Regions from separate parts of the Homo sapiens genome. Here region 2 is linked to region 1. Evidence: read pairs that join two places in POLR2A ChIA-PET (ENCODE). Cell type or tissue: IMR-90. All regions are shown on one strand. Each heading gives the region's core, and the rest is flanking DNA. Links, peaks and the distances in the headings are about the cores only. Region 1 overlaps SAMD4A (sterile alpha motif domain containing 4A). Region 2 overlaps WDHD1 (WD repeat and HMG-box DNA binding protein 1).

What was found. Peaks named below come from ENCODE experiments on the same cell type or tissue, not always from the same donor. Only the 100,000 strongest peaks of a DNase experiment are listed, where the experiment ranks them.
Region 2: POLR2A ChIA-PET joins it to region 1 with 7 read pairs; 3 of 35 experiments call an interaction of 5 or more read pairs at or near these places.

The regions. Positions count from the first base shown.
Region 1 is chr14:54,576,354-54,580,750 of GRCh38, reverse strand. The region is part of intron 2 of SAMD4A (sterile alpha motif domain containing 4A); the gene reads right to left. Among named protein-coding and RNA genes, the nearest start is that of SAMD4A, 11 kb to the right of the region's middle. In IMR-90, for the core only: no CTCF peak of the experiment used is centred there; DNase peaks (open chromatin) are centred at 940 and 2,490; H3K27ac peaks cover 872 bases.
Region 2 is chr14:54,974,317-54,978,713 of GRCh38, reverse strand. The region is part of intron 16 of WDHD1 (WD repeat and HMG-box DNA binding protein 1); the gene reads left to right. Among named protein-coding and RNA genes, the nearest start is that of WDHD1, 51 kb to the left of the region's middle. In IMR-90, for the core only: no CTCF peak of the experiment used is centred there; a DNase peak (open chromatin) is centred at 2,143; H3K27ac peaks cover 195 bases.

The sequences.
Region 1 (4,397 bases), core at 240-4,239:
CACCAGTACCTTGAGACTAGTGCTATACAAAGGTATCAGCAGGGCACCAGCAAGCCCTAAGAGACTGGGGAAGACCCTCAGGAAGAGCTGTCGTAGACAAGGAGACTCCTGGTTGGTCCACACCACCATACACATTAACACCCAGTAAGGAACTGTTTAACCAACGAATGAATGAAATTTCTCCCCACAGGTAGTGGGCAGTCATGAAGGACACCCAGTGCTCCACTAGGGTTTAGGGCAACTCCAGAGTAGCCAAGTCAGATTCTGCATAAACCAAGAAGACATTGCTGGAACAGTGATTATAACATGCTTCCTACACTATAACACTCTGCAATTTCAAAATACGAGGGCTAATCACTTTCCAATCCAAACAAACTGTGCTTTATTGTGAGTAAAGAAACAGAAAGGGGTGGGGGAGTCTGGAAATGACTTTGAGGGGACCATTTTAATGAATGTAGTCTTTGAAATTCAGGTAAATAGAGCCTCTCTCATTTCCAGCACAAGAAGTCATTCACTGTGGCAGCCAAGTCGGCCATGAGAAAGTTGTGATACCAAAGTCTAGGTCAAAGTCGGGAAGCGACTGGATCTAACACCAGCTCTTCCCCTACTAACAGGTGCCCTTAGTGGACCCCAGTACACCTCAGTCTTCTCAGGTCTTCAACAAAGGGGCTGCAGTATGTAAGGTCTCTTCTACTTCCTTAATTGCATGTTGCTAGTAAATGAAATAAATACAACTCACTCTTATACCAACTGTAACATATTTTCCTAAACTAATGTTCTGAAAATTTCCACCACTTACAAACAACAGGAGAGCTCATTTTAATTTACAGCCCTCAGACTGGTACTTTGACCAACTGCAGATCCTATGGAGATCCTGACCCAGCACATCACTTCCTAGTTTGTCAAAGTCAAGGACGTCATGAGCAATTATGTAACACATTCCTTAGGCTTTCCTTTCTGCAGTGTGCAGGGCCTGTTTCCCTCCTCAAGCCCAGCCCATTCATGCAGAGGCCACAGAAGCATCCATTCCATGAGTCTTCCTTAAAGGAAGAGAGATGTTTAAATCAATGCCTTTCACTTCATTTTTTTAAAGCCAGTGGAAAAACAAAGCTAAGCCATACCAAGCTATGGAGAGTTAAAATGTCATAAGTAAGAGGAATATTTAAATGGACAAGCTGAAAAGAATTTTTCCAAGATGAAACATATACAATGTTACTGTGAATTATTAAAACTACCATTAAAAATACATGTTTTTTGTTCAATTGCCAACATTTTCATTTACCTAAGAACTGGAATCTATCTTCAGCATTCATGCAATAGCAAGGATTCAACATAGGTTTTGGGATCAGAAAGATGCTGGTGACCTTAGGCACATTTCCAACCACTCTAAACCTAAGTTTCCTCATCTGGAAAATGGAGATAGTATCTACTTTGTGGGATTCATATAACTTAGAAACCAGGGATTAAGCACTTACAGTGTGCTTGACTCTGAGAGGTCAGCCCATTATCTAATTATTGAAATATACGGCATTTAATTTTCACAACCACTCGTTCTGCTTCTTTGTATCATTCATCCATTCAATAACAGGAGATAGTGTTTGTGTGTGTATGTTGCTGTCTGCACAGTGTGTGACACACAGAACATGCTAAGAAGAATAGACGCTCTTACCATTCAAGGAATATCATATGGTCATTTTTAGAACTACACGGAGAGAAGAAAAAAGATATGGAGGTTTAGACAGCAATTCTGAGTTACTTTTGTTAATAAGTGCCTAACACACTCAGCACTTATCACTGCTTTTGGGTGACCCAAAAGAAGCAAGATTCAATTCACTTCATTACAGCTTTTTCTTAAATGTGGAAGCCCTACTCATCACAGTGATCTAGCCTTTGACTGTCTACTACCATAAAAAAACTGAAAATTAATCTACAGGTGTATTTCATAAAAAGCCACAAATCTGTGGTCCAAACAGGCCAAAAAGTGCAGGAGGAATACACTGGAAATCAAGAAGACTTTTATTTTTATTTTTTATTTTTTTAAGATGGAGTCTCGCTCTGTCACCCAGGCTGGAGTGCAGTGGTGCGATCTCGGCTTACTGCAACCTCCGCCTCCTCGGTTCAAGCAATTCTCCTGCCTCAGCCTCCCGAGTAGTTGGGACTACAGGCACACACAACCACGCCCAGCTAATTTTTTGTATTTTTGTTAGAGATGGGGTTTCGCCACGTTGGCCAAGCTGGTCTTGAACTCCTGACCTCAAGTGATCCGCCCGCTTCAGCCTACCAAAGTGCTGGGATTACAGGCATGAGCCAGTGCGCCCACCAAGAAAACTTTTAAAACCACCCTTATTTATTCACTCATTCATTCATTTACTCATCTTGTCTCTCTCTCTCTCTTTCTCCTCTGCTCTCAATAGTTTTGTGTTCCTATCTTCATTCCTGATTCATAGAAATCATAGAATCTTAAGGTCAGAAGGGACTTTGGAAGTCATCCAAGAAATCAGAGCTTCTTTCCTAAGCAAATAGACACTAAATTCCTACAGTGGAGAGGCATGTGGGGTGGTTCCGAAGCCAGAGTGCTTGTTTCCTCCCTGACAAATGGAATAATGGCAGTTCCTACCTCATCTCATAGGGTTATTGAGAAGAATAAATGAGGTCATGTTATGCAAACAACTGGCACAGAGCAGGTGCTCAATAAACAGGAGCCAGTCTTACTCGAAAGGATTATTCTGCTTGATGCTAAAGGCTCGTCCAAATCTGATGAAGCCCAGGCCACTGCATTGTTTGGGCAGCCCTAATCATCATAAAGTTTTTCTCTACTCTGAGCTAAATGAACAGCAGCTTCCACTCACTGCCCTCTACATGGACGGAGAATTTAACCCTTCAACTCCAAGCCAGCTTTCTGAGTAAGCAGTGACAGCTCTCTGCTCATCTTCTTCTCAGTTCACCCTGGCTTTCGAGTGCCCCCCCGCCATTCTGTCTTCTCTGGCCACATCCTGATTTGTCCATCTCCCTCCGAGTGTGTACCCAGAACTGCCTCCTGGACTCCAGGGAGAGTGCGACTGGTAGCACAGACTTGTTCTGAGTACAATGACTGTATTACAGAGTTTAGTGGCTTTGGGCGCAACCACATTGTGACATTATTCATATGAAGTTGTAAGTGTGCTAAAAGCCAGAGTCCCTTTTTATGCATGCTATTGAAGCACTATGCCTTCTCTAGCTTAGGTTTAGGGGATGCCAATGTAGGGGCTACACTTTAATGCTTTATATGTCATCTGGTTACATTCAAATATTTTGATCATGATTCTGTCATCAAGCCATGAGCTATCCTTCTAGGTTCATCCATAGACTTTACAAACACCTTCTTAGCTTGGATAACACTGCAGCCCTTGCTGTGGCCCCCAGCTTCACACAGGTATAACCTGACAGCACCCTGCCTTGGCTGTACCATGTCTTTCTAGCATTCTGCCTTGGGGCGTCTTTGAGACACCTGCAGAAACACGTACAAACCTGAAAGTACAGGGACTCAGTACCCTGGGGCAACACTTGGCCAAGGGAGAGGGGAATAATGGATACATGCCTACCTCATCTGTCCTTCAGCCACTTCCCAAGCACATTCTATGTGGCTCCTCAGAGGATCCCTGTGGGATTAAGCCCCCACTGCCCACAGCAGTGACCAGCTTGATAATGCAGGCTTGTGTTGGCTCTTCCTCCTTCCTTGTTTCTCTCTTTGTAGCCCCTTCTCCTGTTGCCTGGGATCAGTGCCCAAAATAAGCCACCCGCACACCAGCCCTTGCCTCAGGCTCTGCCTTCTTGGGGACCCCAGGCTAAGTCACATTCCATCGACACTAGTGATAATGTCCAACATGTGAGCTTCAATGTACAGCACCAGAGATCTCCCTTTAGGCAGACAGTGGCTGGAGACAGGCCTGTAACAGTCACTGAAACCACGCTAAAGCCACACAACTAGATTCTCACCTGCTGCTATTTCTCCATTAATTCATCAGGAAATAAGAGGTTTTGTCAAAGGCTATGCTGAAACTTAGATATGGGATTCCCTGTGATCTGCCTGGAACACAGAAGTCTCTCAGCAAATGCTATCTCCCCCCTTTCCCACTGCCCCATCAGATAGGAAATGGCATTAGTTCTCCACGGTCCATCCTCCCACTCACAGCAAAACCATGCTGGTTCCTATTTCTTCATCCATACGCTCATAGATCATGTTTTAAATATTCTTCTGGTATCTTGCACAGGCCCAATATTAACCTCTCAGATGCCTACAATGTGCAAAACCTGGTTTCTCCCTCCTTTTTCCTTTTTCAAACGGAGACAAGTTTATTTATCTTGAGGCACATGGAGTGGTTCTGAAGTCAGACAGTTTGTTTCTCCCATTCATTTAC
Region 2 (4,397 bases), core at 311-4,310, 400 kb before region 1:
ACTACAGAGGAATTGGTGGTTATTTCTGTGTGTTTTGCCTTTACAGTTGTAATCACTGAATATTACATTCTAAATATTGACATATTTAGTATCAGAAGAAGTATATTCATTAACGGTTTTTTTTTTTTAGAGCCAGGGTATCACTCATTTGCCCATGCTGGAGTGCAGTAGTGCAGTCATAGCTCACTGCAGCCTTGAATTCCTGGGCTCAAGTGATCCTGGCACCTCAGTCTCCTGAGTAGGTAGAACTACAGGCACAGGCTACCACACCTGGCTAATTTTTAAAAATATTTTGTAAAGATGGGGTCTCACCATCTTGCCCAGATTGACCTCTAATTCCTGGCCTCAACTGATCCTCTTGCATCAGCCTTCCAAAGTGCTAGGATTATAGGTATAAGCCAGATGCCAAGCCACATTCACTATTTTTAGTAGTTCTTATAGTGTAGGTTGTTCTCAGTGATTTCTTGCATGTCCATTTTCAGGAATCTAGTTAGTTTAGTAATTTGAATTAAAGAATTCACAGTCTATCTTAATAGTAGGTTAAGGTTTGAACCTATGAGGATTTTTACTATTCTGCCTAATGCTTATTCAAGTAAGATTATTCATTTTGTTAGTGAATGTCATTATCTTAGAGGTATATGAAATTATTTATTTGCAATATATGAAATTAGTCATCTGCAATGAACAATTTTGCTTCTTCATTTCATTTAATATTACAAGTATTTCATCAATTGCAGTTTTCACACCCTTAGTAATTTATCCAGCTGGCTTTTTTTTTCTTAACATGCTTTTTTTTTTTTTCCACACAACCCTTTGGAACACATTTTTTACTTGCTTTTTATTTAAGATTTGTAAAGAATTTTAACTTGTTAAAAACTACGATAATTACAGCTGGTAACATTTAACTGTTATATTCAATAATGGATAAAGAAATAATGGACTGTAAATTACAGCTTTTACACTTAGAAGGATTTTAGAAACCGTCTATACTAGTAGCTCCTGACATTTTCAAATATAAGAGCCCTTTTTATTTATTTATTTAGAAACAGGGTCTCCTTACGTTATCCAGGCTGGACTTGAACAAGAGTCCTTTTTTAAATGTTGAACAGTTCATGCCTCCAAATAATAGTAGCTCTAGTAGCTCTACATTTAGTATCAGCTAATAAAGAATATTTCTTTATTGAGACACAGTCTCGCTATGTTCCCTAGGCTTTTCTTGAACTAACCTCGAGTGATCCTCCCACCTTGGCCTCCCAAAGTGCTGGGATTACAGGCATGATAACATAAGCTTCTGTAGACCTGAAAATTTTATTTTAATATAAAATTGTATTTACAAATCACGTTATCTGCATACATGTGAAAATTTTAGTATGTAAAGTGGAAACTATTTTTGTATTTGGTCTACAGACAATTCATGGTGCTTGTGTGCATTCCTAGACACTTTATAATAGCTCAGCAGCCCTACAGGAATAAAAGAATGGGAACTACCAAGTTCTTTTGGTCTATTTGCTGTCTCTCTTCACCCCCAGCACTTCTCCCCAATTTTTACATATGAGAAAACTAAGGTCCAAAAAGATTAAAGTAATTTGGTAGAGAGTACACATCTATTTATTGGCAAAAAAAAAACAACCTTATTTTTTTGTATTAAAATATAGGAACAAAGGGAGTTAGCTGATAAGTAGATTGAAAGAATAAATACTTCTCCTATAAAGACCAGCTTGTTGTAGAATAATTGAATTACTGAGGGGAATCTTATACAGTAGGCATTTGAAGCACTGAGAAGATACACTAAAAAATCTGTTGATAGAAATGTATTTATTTGTATATTATGTGATAAATTGATAACTGCAGACTGTTTTCATATTTTCATATTTTCCTGGCTTTATGCTGGAATAATAAACTTGAATAAGAATATTTTTCTTTTTTTTTGGTACACCCTTGTAGAACATTTATTTATTTATTATTTATTATTTATTTTTTGGTATATAGCCTTAAATATTTTTCAAAGATTGGAAGCAACACTTCTCAGTATGGCTTACTGTACTTTTCACACCAGTTTTGCTTAACATGTTGGCATATTTAGAGATGATTCATTTCCTTTCTGTGGATAGCGGTACATGGAAGTTCGGGGAATAAAATTCTGCAATCACTTTTTTAGTAGCCTGCTGTTGTGTTTAAAGAGCCTTACCTATTTTGGCTAGCAAGAAATTCATTTTTGGCCAGGCTTTGTGACTCACAGCTGTAATCCCAACACATCGGGAGGCCAAAGCATGGGGATCACTTGAGGCCAGGAGTTTGAGGCTAGCCTGGGCAACATAGAGAGACCCTGCCAGGCATGGTGGTACATGCCTGTAGTCCCAGCTGCTCGGGAGGCTGAGGTAAGGGTATGACTTGAACCCAGGAGTTCAAGGTTATACAGCCCCTGCACCCCAACCTGCGTGACAGAAGGAGACTTTGTCTCTAAAATAAAAAGGAAATAAAGAAATTCATCTTCATATTTATTTGCATTTTTAATGCCTCTGTTTGCTCTCATTGTTTGTGATAAAGATAGCAAATCACATGCTTCTCTGGAAAGCCAATGTGGCCTAGTGGTCCAGAGCTCGAGCTCTCGAGTGACACTGCCTGCTTGTGGTATCCTGGCTGAAATCCTCGTTCAGTAGCCCTGGCTCTGTGCCACTGTTTCCTCATCTCTAAAACCACAGTGTACCCATTTCACAGAATTTCTGTGAAGATGAAGTGACTTAGTGATACCTCTTTCTTTATTCTTTTAACTTTAAATGCATTTTCTAACCCAACTCAGTGGTATTTATGCTTTCTTTTTGTTCAGAGATCCTTTAAAAGAAAGTACATTTTGTGAAAAATAATTTTTAAAAATTCATTTGAGAGCGTGTCACATCGGTGCACACCTGAATACCAGCTACTTAAAAGACAGGGGCAGGAGGATCACTGGAGCCCAGGAGTTTGCAGACAGCCTGGGCAACAGCAAAACCCCGTCTCTTTAAAAAAAAAAGCATTAATTTAAGTCAATATAAAATTTTCCTATTTTCCTTTAATTATGAATATGAGGTTGGGTGCAGTGGCTCACGCCTGTAATCCCAGCACCTTGGGAGGGCAAGGCAGGCAGATCACCCTGAGGTCAGGAGTTTGAGACTATCCTGGCCAACATGGTGAAACCCTGTCTCTACTAAAAATACAAAAATTAGCCAGGCCTGGTGGCAGATGCCTGTAATCCCAGCTACTTGGGAGGCTGAGGCAAGAGAATCGCTTCAACCTGGGAGGTAGAGGTTGCAGTGAGCCGAGATTGCGCCACTGTACTCCAGCCTGGGCAACAGAGGGAAACTCTGTCTCAAAAAAAAAAAAATTATGAATATGAGAAATTACTGATCTGTATTAATGTCATCCCTGCCCCCTTTGAGCTGAACTTCAGTTTACCAAGTATTGTTTCTTCTAAAGATTTTTTCATGACACTACTGGTTAATACATAACTGAGAGTTAATAAATTTTGCTGTGTTACAGTCTAATTTGCTCTCTACCAACAGAGACCTTCTTTCTTTTTCTGTTTAGTTTTTCAAAACAAGAGTTATTTAATGTGCTTGAAAACTAGACATTTTTCCTAGTTGTGTTCACTGAATTAGCATTTATTATAGTACCGACTAGATGTGCTATACCACACAAAGATAAATGAGGCTGTGGCCTGGAAGAGGTAGGCTTGTAAAGTCATTATGCTACTCCCAAATAAGTGCTTTAAAAGAGATGTGAGCAAAGTCCCCTCAAATGCAGAAGACAGTCCGGTCCAACACAGAAGAAAAAGCAAAACTTGCTGGCTGGGGCAAGGTTAATCTGGACACGACCTAGTTTTCTCCAGTTTGGCATTTTTATTTATTTTTTCGAGACAGAGTCTCATTCTGTCATCCAGGCTAGTACAGTGGCACAATCTCATCTCACTGCAACCTCCTCCTTCCGGGTTCAAGTGATTCTTATGCCTCAGCCTCCCAAGTAGCTGAGATTACAGGCATGTGCCACCATGCCCAGTTAATTTTTTGTATTTTTAGTAGAGACAGTGTTTCGCCAGGTTGCCCAGGCTGGTCTCGATCTCCAGAGCTCAGGTGATCTGCCGGCCTTGGCTCCCAAAGTGCTGGGATATTACAGGAGTGAGCCACCACGCCTGATTATTTTGGCATTTTTAAACTCTTTCTTTAATATAACAAAAAAAAAAAAAACAAAACAAAACAGGTTTTGTGGTCAATTTGAAAACAAATTGAAGTAATTTTTTTTTTTTTTGAGACAGAATCTCTCTCTGTTGCCCAGACTGGAGTGCAGTGGCGTGACCTCAGCTCACTGCAACTTCTGCCTCCTGGCCTCAAGCGATCCTCCGTCCTCCGCCTTCCGAGTAGCTA